Linked DNA regions of Mus musculus: region 2 is linked to region 1. A link is a loop called in an ENCODE intact Hi-C map of the cell type or tissue named here. Cell type or tissue: gastrocnemius. All regions are shown on one strand.

The links. Hi-C counts contacts between places; a loop is a spot of excess contacts. Peaks named below come from ENCODE experiments on the same cell type or tissue, not always from the same donor. Only the 100,000 strongest peaks of a DNase experiment are listed, where the experiment ranks them.
Region 2: it touches region 1 in a loop (2.0-fold over the local background); 8 of 42 quality-filtered maps call a loop at or near these places.

Annotation. Positions count from the first base shown.
Region 1 is chr14:105,100,667-105,108,666 of GRCm38, reverse strand. It overlaps a transcript of Rbm26 not described here. Among named protein-coding and RNA genes, the nearest start is that of Rbm26, 73 kb to the left of the region's middle. In gastrocnemius, no CTCF peak of the experiment used is centred here; no DNase peak of the experiment used is centred here.
Region 2 is chr14:105,146,513-105,154,512 of GRCm38, reverse strand. Rbm26 (RNA binding motif protein 26) reads left to right here. Exons shown (of 22, transcript NM_001368684.1): 5 at 881-1,098; 6 at 1,961-2,221; 7 at 2,955-3,194; 8 at 3,624-3,764; 9 at 4,120-4,260. Among named protein-coding and RNA genes, the nearest start is that of Rbm26, 27 kb to the left of the region's middle. In gastrocnemius, no CTCF peak of the experiment used is centred here; a DNase peak (open chromatin) is centred at 3,112.

The sequences.
Region 1 (8,000 bases):
ATACATGCATGGTTAAAGGAAAAGCATGTATATTAGGTAATTAATCATTTAAATAATAATTTGGATAGCCAACAAGGTATTTTTGTTTGGTTGTGCCCCACCACATGCCCACTTTTTGTGTGTGTGTGTTTTTTTTTTCTTACAAATTGGCAGAGAGCCATGAAGTATTCATAAATGTTTAATCAGACTAGTTGATACTTTTTTATTTTCAAAAAAGACTTTACAGTAGTAGTGTTATAGCTGCTTAATTTAGAGCCAAAGGACATTGTCTGAAGAGACCATACCTGCCAGTGACTCTTTTGATTTGTTCATAGATGAATGCTACACACTGTCACCTTAACTAATCTTGCCATTGCTTTTTACTTTGCTCTTGAATTAAAAACAAAGCAAACCAACGTAGAATATGCCCTTGGGAATCAAAGGTCGTGTTGATTTCTCCTTAAGATCATTGCCCTTTTTTTTTTTTAATTGTTGGTAGATTCAGTTGGTCAGTTATATTTAAGTCCCTATAAATCAGCTAATTAGAGATTCTCTTTTAAATTTTTTCTTGAATAGACTTGTCATGGAGCTACGTGTACATAACTGTACAAAATCATTTTTGTGTCATTGAATGGAGCAGTTTACCTCTGCATGATTGCATTATGGAAGCCTTTTATATATCTTTATATTTTTCAATATACTTAGATTTTACAATATTGGTCGCTCTAGTCATGCTATATTTGTTTTTTTTAATAGAATTTATAAATATTTATGCTCAAAATACAGATCAACTAAATATTTTTGGTCTTGTTTACAAGATAATACTTTAAAGTGATACAGGCCCCTCAAGTGTCTTAGGAAACAGTCATTGGTGCTATAAAACCTTTCAGTGTCATTGAGTCTGTTGTTTAGTCTTTGCTAGGCTTTAATCTACTATCGCTTACACTTTAGCTAGCAGCAGAATTATAAAGAGGTATTTGTTAGCGCTGGGGTAAGAGCGCAACCCCATTAGAGAACACCTAATAATTTAAGAAAATGATGCAGAATGACTGTATCCTTATTTGTGCCCAGCTTCTCCCAAAAGAAAATAGTTTATTTTGATAAGAGGGAGGCTATTAATTTGAGTAGCATTTAAAAATGATATGCTCAAGCATGTTTTCCCCTCATATTTGAAATGGAAAACTTTTCTAGTCCTAAAATTATGAAATTTTACTTTGCTTTAAACTCTCATCTGTCCTTCCCTCAACTGAAGGCAGAGTATTTCGTACAGGTATTTACAGAATATTTGCTGAGTTATAAAGAAAAGAGTTATTACATTGTACTCATTGTACTAGTTTTCCATTCCTGTGTATTTGTCGTCCTGCCCCCAGATTTGATTCCAGCACTTAGTGGATGTTGGTGAGACACAGGGAAGCGTCAGCAGAGCATCCTCCTCTATGCTTTCTTTTGATTCTCAGAATCCAAAACCTGCTTTGAGTGTGATGATACTTCAGAACATACTGTCTGGCACAAGATTTCCTTTAATAAGTCATTTATTTTAACTCAGTTTCTATGAACTGTTATTGAATCTGAAAACACCAAAGGAGTCTTTTCTTGTCTGAAGACTGGGTTGTTCCAGTGGTTAGCACCTGTGCCCATGATTATCCCATTTCATGAATGCGTTGTTGGCATGGGGGTTCCCTGCTCTTTGAGAGGAGCAAAAGTAACTGGTTAAGCTGTAGCAGCTTATTTTTAAAAGTGATGATAAAACTTGAACTGAAAAAGGTAAAACTTGAACTAGAAAACTACTCTTGTATGCAAAGAATGTTTATAGTGAATGTGTTTATGTGGGTTGTCAACACTTCTATTATTTATAGTTGAATTATGTTGTTTATTAAATATCCATGTTTATTATTTTTATATTTTGAAATTTAAAAATAAAATAGTCTTAATAAAAACAGTTGTTAATGTTTTAAAATTATGGTATCTCTTATAACAGTTATATTTACATGCTTAAGGTTTAGATTCACCATGCACACACAGTGGAGACTTCTGACACTGTTAGTGAAGAAATAGCCAAATGTTTCCTCTTTCACGCTCTACCCTCTTCCCACTTGAGTTCTTCAAGGTCAACCATGGTTCCAATGTATTATCAGCCCAGTGCCTTTGCCCATGCATGTGCAAACCTTAGTCTCTCCGGCTTCTATACTTCTGATTTTCTCTTTCTTTTTGTCTGGTAGCCAAAAAGTTCTTCCTATGTTGAGTGATAAGGATAAAAATACTATAGTGATGACTAAGAGTAACTGCCATAGAGTCTGAAGGTGAAAGTATATATTAAATGTGTTCAGTAGTTCCTCTGATGGTGATACAGACCCTTTCCCTCCTTGTCTCATGTAGTTTCTTTCCCCCACAGTCAGCATCTTGTTTTCATAGTTAATTTTCTTACAATGATTACATAGTTTTGTGTTTTATTATTATCTACGCATCTGCCACCTAGAAAAAGCTCCATGGTAACCTGTTTACTTGTGACAAATTCTGGGGATTAAAAGTACATCTTTATCTCAAAGGGCATAAACTTTGATGATCTATATAGAGGTTAGTTTTTCTTTTTTTCTTTTTTTGTTAGATATTTTCTTTATTTACATTTCAAATGTTATCCCCTTTCCTGGTTTTCCCTCCAAAAATGCCCTATCCTCTCCCCGTTGCCCCTGCTCACTAACCCACCCACTCCTGCTTCCTGGTCCTGGCATTCCCCTACCCTGGGGCATAGAACCTTCACAGGACCAAGGGCCTCTCCTCCCACTGATGACCGACTAGGCCATCCTCTGCTACATATGCAGCTAGAGCCATGGGTTCCACCATGTGTTTCTTTGGTTGGTAGTTTAGTCCCAGAGAGCTCTGGGGGTACTGGTTAGTTCATGTTGTTCCTCCTCCTATGGGGCTGCTAACTCCTTCAGCTCCTTGGGTCCTTTCTCTAGCTCCTTCATTGGGGACCCTGTGCTCCGTCTAATGGATGACTGTGAGCATCCACTTCTGTATTTGTCAAACACTGGCAAAGTAGAGGTTAGTCTTTAAATAGTAAAAATTCTTAATAAAAATGGTGCTTAGTAAAATTATTAGAATTTGCAGCTACATACATGTAAACACCCACATGTACGTATACACAAATATATATCCAGTCTTGTTAGTATTTTTAAATTATGTAACTTCCCATTTTACCCAAAAGTATTTCTTTACAAGAATGGACTTTTAGCCAATTTCTCTTTAGTCTTTTTCAAAATTACATGTAATTGTATATTGTAGAGAAGTTAGTTTAAAATTTGAATTATGTAATTTGTACTTTTTTTTGGCTTGTTTAGCAATTTAATCCCTCAACTATGAATTAGAATGAAGTAATTTTTATTTGGGTTTCATAGTGCAAGCAGAACACCCTTCTGATTATTTCTCTGTGATATATTCTCAGCTGCTTAAATATACCAGTTTCTGAACCTAGAGATATATTTTACATTTGATCTTTTATGAAGTATGGGCATGTAGGTTTTTTGTTGTTTTTTTTATTATAATTAATCATTTTATTTGTTTTCATTTCAGATGTTATTCCCCTTCCCGGTCTCCCCTCCGCAAACCCCTCACCCCCTCCGCTTTAGGGGTCAAGACATAGTTTCTTTGCATTTCATTGGGACTCATTAAATTCACTTGTTGACTTTACAATAGTAAGCACATTTTTTTTTTCTGTACCTTAGATCTTATTCAGTGAAACTATATTTTACACGACATATAGTTGCCAAGATTTTTCATTTTCTTGGAGTTGGCAATTCCTAATAATTTTATGATCTTAAACAGTTACTGAAAGATATGGTAAATACTCATTTTTATTCAAATAAGTGATAAAATCCAGCTTGGAATTTCTATTTCTAAACCATATTGTTTTCAGGAGTACACATCTGCCAAATAAAAATTTGTTACTAAATTTAAAAATTTTTAAATCTTACAATCTACTTTAATTTAGAAAAAAGTTGTGTTTTTACTGACGTCTGTGCCGATACACACACAGCATGAAGCGGTGAGAGAGGAAACTAGTAGATGCGCTGCGTAGCAGTCTGGTTTGATCTTCTGTTATCAAAAGAAAAGGCTGTTTTGTATTGGTGTTTCTAGAGATGAAACGCAGGGCCTTGGACATGCTAGGCCACTGCCCCACTACTGAGCTATATTTCCAACACCAGAGGAAGCAGTTTAAAATAACTTTATAATGTAATTTATTTGGAAGAAATTTTCTTGAAAAATCCTATTTTCCTTGGTAACTACATGATGGTAATGTTTTTATTTAACCAGAAATGGGAAAACTAGCATGTAGTATTGTATGACTGTGGTTTGGGTAACTGAGGGTTTGTGTTGTTTTACATTCTCTTTCTGATCCATGGTATGTTTTAAATGTGCGTTATTGGGGTGTAATTGCGATTGCTAGCAGTTTTGAGTAGGATGGCAGCATAGTTGTATATATCCAAGGCTGATACAGAATTTGGTAGGACTTGTTATGTTATCTATCAATGGGAGACAAGTTGCTGGACATCAAGCTCAGGGGTTATGCCTGCTATGAAAGGCTACCAGCAATTGAGCCGCATCCCAGTCTGTCTGTGTGTCTTGTCTTGTCTTTTTCTTCCTTCCTTCCTTCCTTCCTTCCTTCCTTCCTTCCTTCCTTCCTTCCTTCCTTCCTTCCTTCCTTCCTCTCTCTCTCTCTCTCTCTCTCTCTCTCTCTCTCTCTCTCTCTTTTTTTTTTCTTTTGGTTTTTTGAGACAGGGTTTTTCTGTGTAGCCCTGGCTGTCCTGGAACTCACTTTGTAGAACAGGCTGACCTCGAACTCAGAAATCTGCCTGCCTCTGCCTCCTTAGTGCTGGGATTAAAGGGCGCCACCACCGCCCGGCTATCCCTGTCTTTCTTGATTGCGAGATTTAGAACATGGGCTTAATGAAGAAGTTGCTTAGTGAGATAAGGTACAAGTTATATTTTTAAAATTAAATTTATAAAACTACATAATACTTTTGAAATCATTTAATGTTCAAATATTTTTATTCCTTATATCTCATTTAAAGAAGTATCACACAGAAAAGCTTAAAATTATACATGAGATTGCTATAATAGAGTGTATGAGCTGTAGCAATTTCAATAAAACAGATGCTTGAAAAATTATGTAATGACTGACCTTACTAATTGTCATAAACTTCACATGTCACTTGTAATAGGGCAAAAACTGCCTCTATTAAGTGTTTTATAGAAACCTGCTTTATTGCATTTTAGTTACAGGAATAATTCTTTTGTTGGGATACAACCTCCACTTTGTCCTCTGGAAGAGTAGAGACCTTGTTAGATGTTCAGGATAAGAAGAAAGATACGAGATATATAAACTGTATTGTGAAAGCTCTGTTTTAGATTGAAAGCTGCCTGGAAATAGGTACTACAGTTTTGTTTTTTCAACTTATAAGCTTATTAAAAATTCACGAAAAGGAGTGTACAAGACACACATCTATCTAGGATCCTTTTTTTTCTTCCTGGGACACATTCAAGAGAGAGCAGTGGGTTCTGAAGTGCCATTTGGTTTTGCATTGCCTTTATTTTTGGTCTAGCCGCACTGTTGCCCAGACTTGTCTTGAACTCATGGACTGAAGCCATCACTCTGCCTCAGCCTCTTAGGTGCATACATGGTCACCTGGCGCTTCTTACCGTCTCTGCTACAAGAGTACTTGCACATATAATTTATATTGTTACAGTAAGGCATTAATGCAGTCAGACCTGTTGCTAAGGGTCAGGGTTCCAGAATCTTACTTGTGCTAAATTAATGTGTGTTGGTTGGTTAGCTGGCTGGCTGGCTGTTGTTGAATTTGTATCAACCTTAGTGCTGAAATTACAAATGTGTCATCACATCGACTTAACCTAATATAATTGTTTTTGCCCAGTTAGACTATTCATTTTCCAAAGTCCACTTAAGGACTTTGTTGTGTATGGTTCTAGGTAGCTTGCCACAGTATCCCTCCCTCCAGATTCTAGTCATGAGGGAGCTTCCTGCTGGTTGTTGCTGCACTGCATATCAGTTTCTTTTGACAGAAGAGGTCTACAGCTTTTTACAATACTTTGATAATTTGAACTATATTTGCATCCCTACATTTTACAGGTGTGTTTGCTACAGACCCTTTGTCAGTTTCAGCATCAATTGTTTTTCTAAAAAGTGTAGTCTTAGTTTAATGAACTTGAATTTGTAAGATTTATATAATGTATATATATCCTTTGAATCTTTGATTTACTGTCTTCTATTGATTATATCTATTCTTATTAGTCCCTCTGGACCCTTTTCTTATCATGGCCACCTCCCAACTTTATCTCCTCCTCAAAGTAGTTTTTATAAGAATTTGTGTATGAAAAAGAGGCAGAGAAGATATAAATATGCCATGTGTACCCACAGAGGCATTGGATCTTCCTACTTACGGGCATTGTGAGCCACCTGATGAGGCTACTGGGAATAGAACTTGTGTTCTCTGGAAGAGTGGCAAATGCCATGGAATCTTCTCCAGCCCCCTTTCCTTTTTTTTTTTTTTTCTTTTCTCCTCTTGCCTATGGCTTTGTTTTTGTTGTGGGGGAGTGGGGATCTTTATCTTTACTTTTGTAAAGTGTTTATAAAAACCCATCAGCATTTTTCCTACTCTTGCTTCCCTCTTTAAAACTTAATAAATTTTTTGAGAATTTCATGCCATATTTACATAATTTTCATCTCTGCCCTCTGCAATTCTAAGTCTCTCCCTCAATTTCACGATGTTCTTTTTAATTATTGTTATGTACACACATACTTACATACAGAGAGAGGTAGAGAGCCCTTGGGATTGGATAACTTATCAGAGGACTCATCCCTGATGAGCATGTTGTGTTTATGGATTGACGATTCAAAGTACAGCTAGATGACCTAGGCTCATGTACAAGATTCAGGCCATTCCTGGCATAATCCCCACAGAATTATTCTTTGTAGGGAAAAGATAATCCTTGTGTGAAAAGACAAGGGAACTGGAATCAGAACAATTTTTGGGAAACAATTGGAATTAAATAGAACACTCAATTTGAAAACTTGGATTTACCAACATTATGGTCTTGGGAATGATCATGACGGAGGGGTGGACACATGTTGATTGGAAAGATTACAGAACCTGCACACATGTCCAGTTGACTTGTGAGGGACAAAAGCAGTTGGAGAAAATGATCTTGTCCTACAAAAATGGTACTGGGAAAATTGGAAAGTAAGAACAGAAGTGTGTTAAACACCCTACACCCTGTTCAACTAAAATAGGTGTTGAGCTTAGACATGAACGAAGTATGAACCAATAGAACAATTAAAAGAACAATAACAGCTTGGGGTTTAGAGATAAACAAATTCTTAGATTTGATTCTTAAAAAGCTCCATAAATTGATCTGTTTTACAAACATTTGCAGAACATGTTAAATGTTTGAAAAATATCCTGAATTGAATGTATTTACAAATAATGTATTTGTCAAAGCACTATTAGAATGTGCACCCACACCCCCTAAGGTAAAAAGACTAGCCTTTAATTAAAGAATATATATAAAGAAGGTATGTTCAGCACCAGTTAGCATTCATGGGATAGCAACTCAAGTTTACTACATAGCAGAATTACTGTAAGGAAAGTGAAACACTCTAGAATTGCCACAAAGCAGAGACTGCTTGTGGACATGTAACTCACAATACTGGAAAATCTGAGAACGATCTTAAATAAAATGTGTATCTTATCAATGAGAAGTGTTCTGGACATTTAGTACTAATGCCTGTATACAGATGTTCACCAGAGCTTTATTCAGGAGTTAAAGCTTGGGAGTAAGGTGTGCTTTCAGTGAGTATTTATAAACTCTTCACTCCATGAGATAATACTCCACAATAAAAATACAGGCACAACCTAAACAAATCTACAGATGCAACGCTTAGTGAGGAAAGACAATTTTGAAAGATTGTGTATAATTCTTTAAATGTGCAAGAGGTGAACAGGTTG
Region 2 (8,000 bases), 46 kb before region 1:
CTCTTAGTGAAAATTTTTATTTTGGGCTTTTCTTTTTTATAACTTTTATGAAGTTACATTTTTATATCATAGAGAATGTCGTTTATATACAAAGATATAAAGTGTTACCAATTCAAATAATGACTCTAGAAGGAATGTTTGGGGAGGAGGGGAGAGATGAATGTCCATATTGAAATCAGAAAAGGGTAATATAATTCCAGTAAGTTAGAGCACAGTAAATATATGTACATGTTTATAAGTAAACCCAGTATATGATAACAAGTAACAAGAATATGGTAATAATAATAAAAATAGGGCTGGGTATGGTGGCAACCGTTTTTAAATCCCAGCACTCAGGAGGCAGAGGCAGTGGGTCTCTGGGTTAAAGGCCAACCTTGGCTACAAAGCAAGTTACAGATCAGTCTAGGCTATATAGTAAGATCTGTCTCAAATAATAACAAAATAATAAAAATATGTTAACAACAAGGCAAATGTTAGGCCTTTGTTTTTTGAGTTTTTGTTTTTGTTGTTGTTGGGGGCTTGCAGTTTCCCTTTAATGTGAGTGAAGTATTTTTCTTCCCATTATGCTTTCAGAGTGTTCAGAGTATGATACAGGTGATATATGCAAATGTGGTTGAGTGTATAGACTATTTGTAATATAAGATGTGTGTAAATGTATGTGTAGGTATATATAGTTGTATAGATATTGTACATGAGACTTAAGAATTAAGAGATAAGTTCGATTTTCTTTTTAAAAGCTTTTAGAATAAGTATAAGTAAACATAGAGGTTTCGGGTTTTGGAGTTGCCTTTGTTCTAATTATGATAGTAACATGACTTACATACTTGGAGCTTTTACATTTACTTCAGCATTATTCACATAAATGTTATATATTTTTTAGAAGCCGTGATGAGAGGAAAAAAGATGATCGTTCTCGAAAAAGAGATTATGATCGAAACCCTCCTCGAAGAGATTCATATAGAGACCGGTATAACAGAAGGCGAGGGAGAAGTCGCAGTTACAGCAGGAGTCGAAGTCGAAGCTGGAGTAAAGAGAGGCTTCGTGACAGGGATAGAGATAGGAGCAGAACGAGGAGCAGAAGCAGGACGCGGAGCAGGGGTTGGTGGTCTACTCACTTGTGATGTGGTTGCAGGTCTTTACTGGGAAACCTTCTGTGCTGCTTGATGTATTATTGTCTTTTATAGTTCTTATTATTTTTGAGAATGTCTTTTTTTCTTTCTTTTGGAGACAGGTTCTCAGTGGTTGTCCTAGAACTGGCTCTATGCACCAGGGTATCCTCGACCATCCAGAAATTTGCACATTTTAGCCTGAGTACTGGGATTAAAGACATGGTCCTCTTGCATTCTGTGAATGCTTTGTTTTAAAGATTTTATTATTTATTTTCAAGACATGGTCTCACTATATATAGCTCTGTTTGTCCTGGAATTCACTACATAAGCCAAGTTATATGTGCACGAATCTAGCTCACCATCCACTGTAGCAGAGTCAACATAACATAGGCCACACTATTGAAGTAAACTAACACTTGCTGCTTCTGTAGCAATCAGCAGTGGTGGGTCTCCTCCCAACTCCTTCTCTCTCTATGCTGCAATATCGGTAACTGACTTGATTTGTAGGCCAGAAGTCTTATGAATGCAATGGACTTATCCTGTCCAGAGGACAGTTTTCATCAGGCATCCCTTATTTTTGGCTCTTAATAGTCTTGAATTTTGACTCCTACAACCTTTCTGCCTCCAATGTTCTTGAATCTTTTGGAGCATGGCTGTGATGTAATTGTCCCAAGAAAGACCGACCACTTCACAGTCACTTACTTTCTGCACTTTGATCAGTGAGCTATGAAGTAACTTTTAAAAGGAGAATATTTGTGCAACGTTTGTACTGTTGTTTTTTTTTGTTTTGTTTTGATTTTGTTTTTTTCTTTTAAGAAACATTTTTACAAGTTATTTCTATTTTATTGCAGAAAGGGACCTGGTGAAACCTAAATATGACCTGGATAGAACAGATCCGTTAGAAAATAATTATACACCAGTTTCTTCAGTATCTAATATTTCATCTGGCCACTATCCTGTACCTACTTTGAGCAGCACCATTACCGTCATTGCTCCTACTCATCACGGTAATAACACTACCGAAAGTTGGTCTGAATTTCATGAAGACCAGGTGGATCACAACTCTTATGTAAGGCCACCAATGCCAAAGAAACGGTGTAGAGATTATGATGGTAAGTCACATACCTGTTTTTATGATGTATGTTTCTTCTAATTTTGCCTAATTTATTTTGTATGTATGTATTTTATACATATGTTTTGTACTAGTTCCATCCTAAAGTATTTGTTTAGATTGTGTAATTATTCATAAGGAGTTTAACCTATGATATTGGAAAGGAGAGATTACTTTGAATTCCACTGCTATTAACAGTTTAGATTGTGTTTATAATATTGTTGGACTAAAAGAGTCAATACCATCTAAGTTACTTTTCAAAGACTCTGCTTACTTAAATATTCTTGATTAAATCGTTCTTTAGAAATCAGTGATTATTGAAATATATTTAGGACCCATGTTAAGAATTTTTCAAAGAGAATCAAAGATCTTTAAGGATTTACTATAAGAGATATGTTTAATACTGAAATCATAGTTGCAGTATGGTTTTTAGTATTAAATGAGATAGTTTAGTAATTGGTGTATTATATAATGAGGCATATTTGCCAAAAGTTTTATGAATTTTGTTATTTTACTTACTGAGTATACATATTTCAGTTTTCTTTTTGTGTATGTTAAGAATATTAGTTGATAATAGCTTATATTATTGAGAATGAAGAGAGTTCTTATAAAATGTAAATTATAATTTTACCCAATACTAAATATAATCTTATTTTTGATATCATTTGTTAGCTCAGAGATAGTTTATATTTCCAGAGTCTTTTGCATTTATTTCTAATGATATTTACTTACAGAAAAGGGGTTCTGTATGAGAGGAGACATGTGTCCTTTTGATCATGGAAGCGACCCAGTAGTTGTAGAAGATGTGAATCTGCCAGGCATGCTGCCTTTCCCAGCTCAGCCACCTGTTGTTGAAGGACCACCTCCTCCCGGGCTGCCTCCACCTCCTCCGATCCTTACACCGCCACCTGTGAATCTTAGACCCCCTGTGCCACCTCCCGGTCCATTACCACCCAGTCTGCCACCTGTCACAGGTCAGAAGATAGATTTGTTTCCCACTATTCATTATTTGTTCACCTAAAGTCTTTTTGTTCATGCTCATCTTTTTATGCAGTTTGTAAAGAAGGCCGGTACATGCCTGGTAGAAACCAAGTGTACCCCCTTTTGCAATATCATGTATGACTTCAGCCTTTGGTAAACTAGTTACTGTGCTTTGTAAGAGCCTGTGAATTATATACATCCTGATAATAGCCCCTGCCTTTAGTCCTTCCTAGTTCATATCAAACCTGTTTTGTAATACATTTAAAAGAAGATTTACTATAAAAAAGCTAGCTTACTTGTTAAGAGGTTGTTCTTTGTAGAAAACATTTTAGCTTGATAAAAGAATATCAGGTTTGAATGTATAATAATTTATTTTGTTTGTTTGCTTTCAGATGATATTTCTTATTCTTTGGTTTTGACAGGACCTCCTCCTCCACTTCCTCCTTTGCAGCCGTCTGGCATGGATGCGCCACCTAACTCTGCGACCAGCTCTGTCCCTACTGTAGTAACAACTGGCATTCATCACCAGCCTCCTCCTGCTCCACCCTCTCTCTTTACTGCAGGTGCAGTTTTGGCCTCCTCTGAATTTCATAATGCAGTTTTAGAGCAAAGCTTTAAAAAATACCTAGTGAGTTAAAAATCAGGAAAACAATTCTCACTAAAATGACACAGTGAAAGCTGGAATGGAGGAATTAATACTAAATCACCCAAGGACGAGGATGTTTTGGAAGACATCGATTGGCTTTGTTTTTTGTTTATTTGCTTTGCTTTGTTTTTTATAGAACTATATGCTTAAAACACATTAGTTGTATGTTGTTTATTAATAATTATATTGCTTGCTTTTTCTATTATCAATGTTTAAAAGTCACCAAGTGGTTTTTTATAATTGTTGTTTAATTACAGTTTTTGTGTTACCAGATACATACGATACAGATGGCTACAATCCTGAAGCCCCAAGCATAACAAACACTTCCAGACCTATGTATAGACACAGAGTCCATGCACAAAGGCCCAACTTGATAGGACTAACATCAGGTGACATGGATTTACCACCCAGAGGTATTAACAATCTTTTCTTATTTTCACAAAAGCAGGATGGGGTGTAGTTTAGAAGTAGAATGTTTGCTTATCATGTACAAAGCCTTGGGTTGATCTCTATTGAAATAAACACACACAAAAAAACAAACAAACAAAAAAACAGAGAAAGGAGGAAAGCATTAAGAATGGATGATGATCTTGCTCACTTGATTATTTAGTTTGTCATGAGTATCATATTTATGAAATTCTCTGATAATTATATATTTCCTAGATAACTTATTTGTTTCTTATGTTTTATTTGTGATCTTACTAGTTCACCTAAAATTGGAAATTAACCTGTGGGTCATGACCCCTTTGGCAAATTCCCATCTCTAAAAATATTTACATTACAATTCATAACAGTAAAAAACCCTTCCAGTGGTAACAAGAAAATAATTTTAAATGGTTAGGTTCATCACAACATAGGGAAGTATATTAAAGGGACACTGCATTAGGAAGATTGAGAACCACTGATGAGAGTAATGGTGAGAAGATTCTTAAAGCTTGGATAGAGAACTTGTCTAAACCTCAAGCTGTGTGTGCGACTTTGTGTACTCTTGAGATCTTAAAATTTGACACATACATTTTTTAAGTAAAATGAAATAGGGGCTTGTAATTGACTCATCTTTTAAATTCTAGGGGAGACAGACTTTTTAAATAGTTTTAAAATGTTAAAAACTAAAGTTTAGATTTGAGCCAGGGCAGCAGAAGTTTTTTACTAGTATCAAACTTTGGCTAGAGTTCCCATCAGTTTGAAACAGTGTAGCAGTTACAGGTACAGATTTTGATGAAAGGAGATGGAGGATTGTTAGACAAAATATTATGGAGGCAGAACTAGGTCTTTTATTCTTAATCATGCTATTTGAAACTATCTTGCACCGCAGTTTTCCCTCTGCTGTCTTTAGAGAGACTAGAAACATCGAGACTCTGGAGTTACGTATCAGTGTCCAACTTAAGTGGCAGTGCCCATTGTGGATTGCTAAATCTAGGACTACTTAGAATTTGAAGTTTTGTTATGTTATCTGTTGGAGTCTGTCCGATTCTGAATGTCTTCCTATATATGTGAAAAGCATGTTGTAGCAGGGTATGAGGAACATTTTAATTCAAATTTATACCCTCTTTGAGGTGTCACAGGATCTCTTCAAATGTATTCTTTTCTGTAGACTTTTACATTCTCCCTAAGGTAATTTAATAATTATCATCCATAGTAGCAGGAAAGGAAGCTTTCTTTTGTACTTTCTTCTATACGTGAGACACATTGCCTGTAATGGAAAAGTAGCCCCTTAAGATTATAGCTGTTTGTAATGTTTATTTATTTTCTGAATTTCTCTCCCATACTGGTTAGTTTACAAACATCTTTCTTTGGGTCACTTTCGCACTTATAAAAAAATTTTTTTTTTTAGTTATGCATTTGTGTGTGAGTGAGTGTGTGAGTGTGAGTGTGTTTGTGAGTAGAGGTGCCCGAGCAGTCAGCCACAGGCGTTTATATTAGTTCCTTTGGTGCTAGAGTTAATGGAGGTTGTGAGCTGCCTGATGTAGGCACTGGGTGCTGAACTCTGGTAGCAAGAATAGTATCCCTTTTAACAGCTGAGATACCCCAATTTTTTTTTTTTTTAAAGTCTTATTCCCTACTTTTACTGGTAACTCCTACAGTAGCATCTGAAGAACACTATTCCTGGAGGGCTTCCCACACCAAGTCAGCTTAGTAGTGTCTACAGTAGATTGGGGCTATCAGCGCCTAAGAGTCAGAAATCAGCAGTGTGTTTCCTTACTCTGTTGCCAGGGGCACATTTGTAGGCTTTGCTTCAACGGAGATCCCATATTTGTGCAAAGTGTTTATCAAAATCTCACTCTTGCTTTGCTTTTTTGGATTGGCAAAAATGAATTCTGCTACTCTGTAATAATATTTCTAAACCCAGTCCAGTGTCAGACTAATTTCTAGTTATGATTGAGAGAAGGAAGAGAGATCACATCTTTGTATGTAAATTTTATCACATAGCCATTTGCATTATGATAATTTCAGCTCTTTGTGAATGTTGCAAGAAGTGCTTCCTATAGAGAGATAAATGTACACTTATTTAGAAATATGAGTGCCTTTTAATACCATTTAGATAGACTGTATATTTTTGTGTGATGCTTTAGACATTCATTTCACCTAATAACCTTGTTTTTTGTTAGTTGATTAGGCACCCACTTCAGTGGTGAGTACCAGGTCTCCTTCCAGTCTTCTCTTTCATCCCCACATGTTCTTATCAGTCTCCTTGTTAGGCTTCAAATTTCTCGCTCTAGATTATGACAGATGCATAAAAAGCTACAGTGTAATTATGTAACTATACATTTCTGGTAGTCTGACCATGGGGCTTTTATCAAGTTTATCATGGGGCTTCATATGTTAAATTTTAGTATGGGGCAGTCATAAAATGAAAGCATTTTAGACCCTTTCCATTTAGACTATGGAGTGCTAATAAATGACCCTTTTGCCCTCATAATACTTGTTTTTTTTAACTTGATTTTTTTCGTGTGAATTTCACACCATGCACCCCAACCCCACTCATTTCCCCATCTCTTCATATTTACCCTTGCCCTTGCAACCTCCCCCCAAAATAAAATAAAAAATAAAAAGCAACAACAAAAAAAGCCCATTTCTTCATGGAAGCAGTAGTAAGTCACATTGTATTCCACAGCACACTCTTTTGTCCACACATCTTCACTTCTGAATGTGCATTGCAATGAGTCATTGGTCTGATTTGAGAGCCTTGGCTCCTGTTATACTATAATACTGGAGCCTCACGAGGATTCCTCTCAGATATCCTGTTGCTACTCTATGACGTGGAGATCCTGCTGGTTTGGTTATGTAGGACTGGCCTCTTTATGCATTCCAGTAGTTCATAAGTGAGGTCGATGTTGCGGTGGGCCAACTCAGAGCCCTGGGTCTGGACCTGGGTGACCTGAACTGGTCATCCTGCCAGCTCTCCCACATCCACATCACCAGGATGAGTTCTCCAGCACTGCTCTGCTAGTTCACCCAATGTGTTCCCAGTCTCATGCTGCAGTGGCAAGGTAGACGAGAAGATGAAGGGCATCTGTCCTTTGCCCATGACACTGCCCAGCAGATGAATGGCATGGCCAACTCTCCCAGTTTAGCAGTGCTCCTGCCATCAGTGTCAGCTCCACTCTGCTGCCTGGGTGAGGTGCAGGGCCTGCTTTCCTCTCTTCCGGGAGCTGTAACATGTAAAGGCTGGGGCCCTTTCTGTACAGCCTTTGGACATCAACATAAACCCAAGCCATCAACACGGACCAAGACGTGGCCCTCAGTGGCAGCATGGGTCAAGACTTCACCATGGACTCACATCAGGTGCTCCAGGCTTGCGTCTTCCGTTCTGCCTGCCTCTCTTCCTCAAACCATTCTGCTTCTCTTTCTCTCCCATCTCCCCACCCCATAGTTGTACATCGTAGTGGCTCCTGCTGCAGGCCGTTTATGCAGTGGACAGGCATCCAGGTCTGCTGCCTGCTCAGCATGGTGGCTGGTGGTCCAGTCTGAGCCATACTCCCAGCTCCATTGTGCCACAGCTCCCATAATTCATTTTATATTTCTAAGGAAGAATACTGGATAGATGTTCCCACAGGAGGATATAGGCAAGAAGAGTTTAAGCTTAAGGAAACTAAATATTCAGTGCTGTCAATTTTATTCAGAAAAACAGTATAGAAAGGGCAATATTGGT